Linked DNA regions of Homo sapiens: region 2 is linked to region 1. Evidence: read pairs that join two places in POLR2A ChIA-PET (ENCODE). Cell type or tissue: K562. All regions are shown on one strand. Links, peaks and the distances in the headings refer to the core of each region. The heading gives the core; the rest is flanking DNA.

What was found. ChIA-PET counts read pairs that join two places held together with the same protein. Peaks named below come from ENCODE experiments on the same cell type or tissue, not always from the same donor. Only the 100,000 strongest peaks of a DNase experiment are listed, where the experiment ranks them.
Region 2: POLR2A ChIA-PET joins it to region 1 with 5 read pairs; 14 of 35 experiments call an interaction of 5 or more read pairs at or near these places.

Annotation. Positions count from the first base shown.
Region 1 is chr1:30,901,052-30,905,437 of GRCh38, reverse strand. All of the region lies in intron 1 of SDC3 (syndecan 3), which reads left to right. Among named protein-coding and RNA genes, the nearest start is that of SDC3, 5.5 kb to the left of the region's middle. In K562, for the core only: a CTCF peak has its summit at 1,918; DNase peaks (open chromatin) are centred at 1,847 and 3,102.
Region 2 is chr1:30,807,136-30,811,521 of GRCh38, reverse strand. No RefSeq gene overlaps it. Among named protein-coding and RNA genes, the nearest start is that of LINC01778, 15 kb to the left of the region's middle. RefSeq lists an enhancer at 1,090-1,590. In K562, for the core only: no CTCF peak of the experiment used is centred there; DNase peaks (open chromatin) are centred at 995, 1,171, 1,821, 2,466 and 1 weaker place.

The DNA.
Region 1 (4,386 bases), core at 297-4,296:
TACTGTGGTTGGGAAGGCAGGAGGGGTGGGGAGTGGAAGGGTGGGAGACGTGTGTGTGTGTGTGTGTGTGTGTGTGTGTGTTTGTGAGAGAGAGAGAGTACGGATGGGGGTGGGGGTGGGGGTGGGGTGGGGTGGGGGAATTAGTAGGGAATTCTTTTGAAGCTCAGCCCCAGGCCTGGTGGTTTCCGTTCCTTCCTCACCCTGTTTCAAGCATCCCTGCTCTTCTCCCCTCCAGGCTCCCCTGGGTGACTGTGAGCCTTGGGTTTCCAGGATGAGATAGTCCTCACCAAAAAAATGGAAAGTTGGGGGCCCCTGGGCTGTTCTGGGCCAGGCTCTTGGGTGAACCATCTCCCCTTCCAGCATTTGGGGGACAGGCACAGGGACACCACAGCTGTATGCTGCCTGTTAGCTCCCAAGGTACCAGGGGCTCTGGGGACAGACACCTGCTGTGTGATTTCCAGTGAGGGATTTCTTTCTGTCTCAAAGTCCTTGTCTATAAAATGCGGACAGTAATGGTGTCAGCCTCACAGGGATGTTGTGACTTGGAAATGAGCTGCTTGAGTAGACCGAGCACACCTGCCACGTAGTGAGCTCTCAGGAGATGGGACCTTTCTGGGAGGGAGCATGGATGGGGTCAGGGAAGGCTTCCTGGAGGAGGAGGGTTTTGAGCTAAGCAATGAAAGTGGTCATCACATGACAGTAGCAGGCTGTAACCTGCCCTGACCCTCAGCTTTCTTACCTGTCAACTGGGGGCAACAAATACTTGGCTTTTAGAATCACTACTGGGGGCTGTGACTCTATCCTCAAGGCAGGGCTGGGATTTGAACCTGAAGCCTCCTGCTCTCTGGGGAGGAGTGAGCACAATGCCTCCAGCTGTGAGTTCAGTGTGTTGGGGGTTGGTGCGAGGTGAGCTGTGCTGGAAAAAAAAGTGAAAGAAAACAACAAACAAAAAACAAAAAAAATGGCCTTTTGAAACCCAGTGGCTCCTCCCACCTCATACAAGCGGGCATAGGGTCCCTGGGGGGTCCGGGGCAGCAGGAGTGGTGGCAGTGGTGGGGAGAGCGAGGGGGGGCTCATCCCAAGTGGGAGAGAGAGGTCATGTTTACCGAGAGCCCCGCCCACCAAGCACTTTACATGTATCGGCTTATTTCATCCTTACAATAATTTTTTGATGTAGGAATTATTAGAATCCTCATTTTAGTATTTTATTTTATTTAGAGACAGAGTCTCTATCGCCAAGGCTGGAGTGTGGTGGTATGATCCTGGCTCACTGCAACCTCTGCCTCCTGAGTACAAGCGATTCTCCCACCTCAGCCTCCCAAGTAGCTGGGATTACAGGCACCTGACACCACACCTGCCTAATTTTTGTATTTTTAGTAGAGATGGGGTTTCACCATGTTGCCCAGGCTGTTCTCGAACACCTGACCTCAAGTGATCTTCCCACCTCGGCCCCCGCAAAGTGCTGGGATTACAGTTGTGAGCCACAACCCCCAGCCAGAACCCCCATTTTACAGAGGAGAAAACTGAGGCACAGAGAGGCTCAGTGACTTACTCAAAGTCACACAGCCAGAAGTGGCAGAGCTAGTATGAGCCAGGGCCTGACAGGCTAATGGGACTGGGCTGCAGTCCTAAATTTACCCCCTCTTGCTGTGTGATCTTAGGCAAGCTGCTTTACCTCTCTGGGGCCTCCCTACCCCCTGGATTATGTCTGCATTAGCTACTGTTTAGTAAATGCCTGCTCTTCTGGCGGGGTGGGGCTGGGAAGGGGGTTGGTCCCATATCTTTTCTCACTTAATTCTCCCACAGCCCTGGAGGTCAGTGATGCTGTCTCACCCTGTGGGAGGGATTGGCCAGGGCTCTTCCTCATCTACCGCCTCCCAAGGCTCTGTAGCCCATAAAAGCAGCTACTCTGAGGGCCACTGGGGGTGTATGGGGTGGGGAGAGAGAGCTTTATAAACTGCGAAGGGCTGTCAGCAAGATTGTGTGTGCGTGCATGTGTACATTTGTGTGTGTGCCCACACATGTGTATGCGGAAGGGAGTTTATGTCTGGGTCATGTGGTCAGGGCACAGGAGAGGGGAAATGTTTGGAATCTCAGGATGAGAGGGGTCTAAAAAGCCACCATAAGCCCTGATATGTGCCAGATGCCCCCAGTGTTGGGGACTGAGTCTGCAGAGGTGACCAGGCCTGCCTTTAACCCCCTCTGGCCCTTAGAAAGTGTGTGGAGGCCAAATCCGTGTTCCTCCTGCTCCATCTCTGAGCACTGGCCCCATTGCAGCCAAGATTCTCTCTGGCCTCATAGTGATTGAGGCTTAGAGATGGGGTGTGACTTGGTGGGGGTCCCCCAGCTGTCAGGAGTGATGTCAGTGCTTTCTTGATAGACTTTGAGCTTCCTGGGCAGGCTCGTGGCTGCCATGTTTTCTCACTGAACCCCCAGGGACCACTCTGTGCTTGGTGCAGGCTCGAGTGAATGATTCAAAGGAATGAATGAATGAATGAGGGAATAAAGGAATGAAGGAAGCCGGGACTGTGAGCTATGGAGCCCAGGCAGGGGCTTGTGTCCTTTCCTGTGTAGGTGGGTTGGGGACAGTGAGGCTGGCAGAGTCCTGCTGCATGCAAGGCATGTGCCCGTGGGCTGGGAGGCGCCAGGGGGCTGCATCGGGCGGGCCTTCAGTCTGAGTGCCAAGGCACTGCCACCACCACATCTGGGCAGGACCGAGGGACTGTGGCTCTGGACTACAGCCCAGCTGCTTGGAGCCCTTTGATTTTGTGTCTCAAGGGACAGGGTGGCCAGAGCCAGGAGCTGCCCAGGCCCCAGGCCCTTGCTCCCATCATCCCCCCAAACCCCTGTCCCAGCAGGGAGCAGGGTCCTGGACTTCCTGACCTGTCTCACTGGCCCCTCCAGGCCTCTGTCCTCCATAACATCACATCCTGGGAACATCGGGCTGGCTCTTGGTAAATATTTGTTGATGGCACCCCCCACACCCTCACTCCCCTTGGCTCCCAGCCTCCCCAGATTCCAGGAGGCCTGGTGGCCTTCACTTCCGGCCCCCCTCCCGCCATGGCCAGAGGGGCAGCCACTCCCCTCCCCCACTGGCCAAGCCCAGTCTCAGCGCCAAACAGGAAGCCGTGATTACAGGGGGAGCCTGAGCGGCCATGGCTGAGGGCCCAGCAGTGGGGGTGGCGGTGGCCCCAACAAATGATCTGGCCCTTTTTTTACCTGGCTGCTGTGGGTGGAGGGCAGGAAACGCCTATGCTGGCCTTTTATACCAGGTGGAGAGGGTTCTACAACCCCTGTTGCCCCAGCTGGCTGAGGCCTGCCTTCTCCCCACCCCTGGCCTTGGTGCTATGTCTGTTTTGGGGTGTCCCAAGCCTGAGGGGGCAGCTTGAAGTCATCGAAGGAGTAGGGATCCTGGAGCCAGCTGATTCAGGGTTGAAATCCTGGCTTTGTCACATTCCTGCTGTGTGACCTTGGTGAGTTCACCTAACCTCTCTGAACCCGCAGTCTCCTCTTCTTTAAAATGGGACCTCAGGGTTGCTTGAGAATTAGTAATATAAAGTAATAAAGTAAATAAAGTACTAAAGTAAATAAGGAGCGGGCTGCTCCTGCAAATCTTGTTTTTTTTCCATTCACCTGCCTTGGTTTTTGTTCTTTTTCTGTCCCTCTCTGGGTCTTACTGAAGAACTACTGCTTGGGGGTGAGGAGCAGGGTTTTCTTTTGGAGAGAGGGGGAACTAAGTTTGAATAATCATGGATGGCCTGAAGGAGAACTCTGGGGGTGGGGGTACCCTTAGAAGGAGACCAAGGGCCGGACTCCCAGTTGGAGCCAGCAGGACTTAAGCCAGATGAGAGGAAGCACATTCTAGGGTCCGTGGTGCTGAGTTTCTGGGGGCTGGTTCTCCAGAGCTGTTGAGCAGCCTGCAGTCCATCCTGCATGATGACTCTTCAGGCCCTTCCACTCCTGGAACTCCAGAGAGGCCTTGTTATTTGCAGCTTGAGCCCAGGACTTGGTGAGACTGGGTGCTTTCCATTTTCCTCCCAGCCAGGGAGCATCTCGGCTGTGTTCTGTCTGTCACATGGGCCCTGGCCCAGAGTAGGTGACTATTGATGTTTACGCAGGATCTCAGGGGTGGAGAGTCCTAGAGAGATGGCCAGCCCTACAGCCTGACATCCCACAGCTGATGGCCCAGCCACAGCCTGGGGCCTTGCCAATGGATTGGGGCTGGCTCTCCAGCCTTAGATGGTCCCACTGAGCCTCCCACCACTCTTGAGGGGCTGGTGGGATTCCCCTTATTTAGAGGAAGGCTCAGAGATGTTAGGCCACCTGCCAAAGCACACACAGCCAGGAGCTGGTGGAGCCTGGTGTTCATTTGCCCCTTCTCCTACC
Region 2 (4,386 bases), core at 266-4,265, 94 kb after region 1:
GAGGTGGCTTACCAAATTATATGAATATAATAGAGTAAAGATAATTGAGGATGAAGGAAGGCTAAGGCTATATCAATAAGACAAAAACAGCAAAGTTAGTAAAGAAACCACCTGCCTTAAAGTTCTGAATATTTACTAGATGGGGACATCAGTTTTGCTCTGGTCTTTCTAATAGCCTATTTTCAGCTTTAATATGGTCAAACATAAAGCAAAATGTGAGGAAATGTAAACCTTAGGCAGACACTGTCCCTTTTCTTCTAAGCTCAACTGTTATTACTGTCTATGCAAATAAAGCTTGGCTTTTCATTCAAACCTCAGGAAAATGGTTCCTTCCTCCCACGCCCACCATTTCTAGCTAGTGGAAAGGTGATGTGCTGCTTGCGTATTGACCACAGACCGGTGCCTCAGCTTTCTCTCCTGCATCTACGCACGATGGATGGAACGCAGAGAGAGGCTCTGTTCTCAGGCTCGTGTGCGGATATCTTCTTGGTAGAAGGAAAATAGCCTTGGTTATGTCGGGGAAGACTTTAAACTTCCTTTCTCCAGTACTTTCCAACATTTTGATGTTTCATCTTCTCAGTCTAGTCTCTACCCAGATGCAGTATGTGCCCACTGTGAGGATGATGTTATTCCAAGTGAGATGTTACCCTGGCAACCAACTTACCAACTCACTCAATTAACCAGCTTCCTCTCTGTAATCAATACTCATTAGCGCCGAATCACTTCTTCGCTTTGCCTTGCAATTTTAACCACTCATCCGGGTCAATCTGTATTTTAAAAGTAACAGTCATTTCTCCTTTGGAATAGGGAAACTCATTTGAACCCAACAGAACTCCTTTCCCGGGGGCCCCTGAGGAGGCTGTCATCCCAACTCACGCTCACCCAAGGAAGTACCAGCTGGTGATCTTGGTGGCATTGGCAACGGAGCCTCCCCAGTGGCTTCCAGCAAGTCACTGGGGCCTTGCCCATGGGGGAACTGACAAGGAGGAAGGTCGCACCTGCCATTGGAAACCAGAGAGACAGCTTCTGTGCACCCAAGAGACTCCTTGGAGGCTCCAAGGGAGAAATACTACCATGGGATGGTTACTGTAGACTGACATGGTTTGAGAATAGAGAGAAAAAAATGTATTATTAAAAACCCAAACAGTCTGTTCCACTTCCCACTCTGCTTCTAAGGCAGAGGATGGGGGGTGGTGGTGTAATTCATGTCTCAGGGAGATAAAATTCTGCACAACTTCCTTTGCTGCACAGAACCCAGTGGGAGACAAGGGGGACAATGGATATTCCAGAGCCTTTGCAGGTTTTCCGGAGCTGCGGCTCCACAGGGGACCTGGAGTGGGTGGCCTTTGGTGGAGCAGGAATATTTTGTGGGTCTCCAGAGGTTGGTAAGAGAGGAGAGGGAGGTTGAGTTCTAAGGAAGCAGAGCCCTGAATGCGGGGAAGGCGGGCTGAGTGCTATGATGGTGTAAAGACTTCTTGTGGCCCTAAACTTCATGAGAGTCAGCTATGTGCACACGTGCCCTGGGTAAGGGTGTTGGAGGCAGACTTGGGGATGCAGGAAAAGAGGCCTGTTCCATCTCTGGAATGTGATGCAGACAGCAATAGCACTGCTGGCCGGCAAGATGACCCACACATGGAAACACTTAATTAATTAATGAAAAGCGTTGTCCTAGGCAATGGAAATTCATTAGAAGTTGAAGCAGAAAGATCCCTGCTCTCAAGGGCTCGTGTTCTAGAGGCAGAGGCAGAAAACAGGCCAGGAAATGAATGAATAAGCACTTCAAGTATGCTGAGTGCTCCGAAGATAATGACTCAGAGAGAGCCTGGTAGGTGGCCCCTTTAGACGGTGCGGGTTGGGGGGCCTCTCTTGGAAGCTGATGTTTGATTTGAGCTGACAGCTGAAGGATAAGAACTGGCCATCTCATGAGAAGCCCAGAAAGAGTGCTCCAGAAAGAGCAACCTCCGACTGTCCTGGCCATGCGTTCATTTTCTCCACCAGAAACGAATGCTCTCTACTCCGAGTGCCTTCATATCGACTCCAGGTCTCTCTCAGGGGTCCCGTGACTTCTGATACAGACCCTCTTTCCAGCCCTTAAAAACACTCAGCTTCATTGGTAATAATAACAATAAAGCCAGCACACCTATGCAATACCACTGTCATCTTGTACATTTAGGGGATTAAAAAAAAGTAACTGGTGAGGATCTAGTGAAATGTCTCTCTTATACGCTGCAGGTGGAACTGCGAATTGGGAACCCCTTTGAAAGCAACTGGAAAATATTTATTGAAAGCCATAAAAATGTTCCTATTTCTGGAACCAGTAATCTTATTTGAGGATCTGTCCTAGGGAAATAATATAAACTATGGAAAAAGTCTGTGCACAAAGATGTCCAGTTGAATGTTATTTATAAGAATGCAAAACAACACTGCTTCAGTGTGCAATGACAAGGGAAAGGTGGTGATGGGTCAACCCAATGGTATATGAGGTCATCATGAGAGCTGAAACAGTGAAGCCATATCTTTGCAGTCACATGAATCTTAGCTCAAATCCTGACTCTTCCAGTTTCTTTTTCTTTTCTTTCTTTCTTTCTTTCTTTTTTTTTTTTTTTTTGAGATAGTCTCGCTCTGTTGCCCAGGCTGGAGTGCAGTGGCACAATCTCGTCTCACTGTAACCTCCGCCTCCTGGGTTCAAGTGATTCTCCTGCTTCAGCCTTCTGAGTAGCTGGGATTACAGGCCTGTACCACCATACCCAGCTAATGTTTGTATTTTTAGTAGAGACGGGGTTTTGCCGTGTTGGCCATGCTGGTCTCAAACTCCTGACCTCAGGTGATCCACCTGCCTCAGCCTCCCAAAATGCTGGGATTACAGGTGTGAGCCACCACACCTGGCCTGACCCTTCCAGTTTCTGCTGTGTGATCTTGGTCAAGTTCTTTAATCTCACAGGGCCACTGGGCCTCAGTTTCCTGATAGAACAGGGTATCATTCATCTTATTTTTCATGAGCAGAGGAGTCATTTCCATGAAGAGCTGCATTCCAGGCAGCAGGTGGTCAGTGCTCCAGCAACCCTCCTCCTCCCCCACAGTGACAGCTCACCAAGCACTTTTACTTCCATAATCTCATGCAATCTTGACAACCTCAGGACGATTATTTCCACTTGGCAGATAAAGAAACTGAGGCTAAGTGAGGAGGAGAGTAAAAGTCACCCAGCAGTTAAGAGGGATAATCAGGACTTGTCCCCAGGGCTTCTGACCTTTGCATGTGCGTAGGCAACTCCTACGCATCCTTCAAGACCCAGTTCAAATATCACCTCTTCTAGGGAGCCTGTCCTGATACCTCCCTGTCTGTGCTCCTGTGGCACAGGGAGGCTTGTGACCTGGAGGCATGCAGGGGCTTTGGCAGAAAGTTTAGCTCCAGATTCAAGGCCCAGCTTCCCCCTCCCCCACCTCCTGAGAAGATGGAGTGGCAATCACTCTGGTTATATCTCCCTCCTGATTTAATAGGTGAAAAAGAGGGTTTAACTTTCTTTGGTACTCAGAGGGTGGTGAGGTTAAAAAATGAAGCACGTTCTTCGAAATGACAGCTGTCCTTTTTTCTTCAGCATGGATGACTCTGGAAATGTCCCCTGCGTGGGCATGCGCCATTTAATAGAGCATGGCCTCGGGCCTCAGTTGCCCTGTCTGTCCAGTAGAGTACTTCCTCGGAGGGTTGTGGGGGGTCTGCATGAGTTAATTTATGTAGAGCTTTCTTCACAGTGACTACTGGAAGCATGGCACGAATGTGAGCTATTATTTTCATTAATCTTATTACTGAAGGGCACACTTTGCACGGGGTAATTGCCTGTTTACTGAGAGGCCTCCCCGGGCCAAGCGCAGGGCCCGAGGCAGGGCCTGGCAGGATGCCCGGCTCCGCAGAGCGCAGCGAGGGGAGGAAGAAATGAAGAGATGTCCCCGGGGAGGTGATATTTGAGTGGGGAGAAGACGGAGAGGCTCCGGGAAGGCACCCGAGGCCACGGCCAAGGCAATAATGAAATGCGCGGCTGCGGCTTCCGGGGCGCGCCCCGGGGAGCCCTTGGGACCCGCTAAGCTGGAGCTTAACCCCGGCGAGGGGCGGCGGGCGGCGGCCCGGGGCGGGGGCGGGGTGGGAAGCATCCCACAGTCCGGATCCGCTGGCTGGACAGGGGCGGGTGTCTCCGTGAGGCCCCCAGGCTCGGGTTCTGCCCCACCCAGCGCGGCCCTGTCGCCTCGCCCCGGATTATTTACCCCCAACCCGACCTCACTCCTAGCCTGCAGCTAGGACCCGAGGTCGGGAGTCAGCCAGCTCTCATTCTGGTCCCGACCCAGCCTCTCACCAGCCGTGTGACCTTGGGGAGGGCACTGAACCTTAGGCGC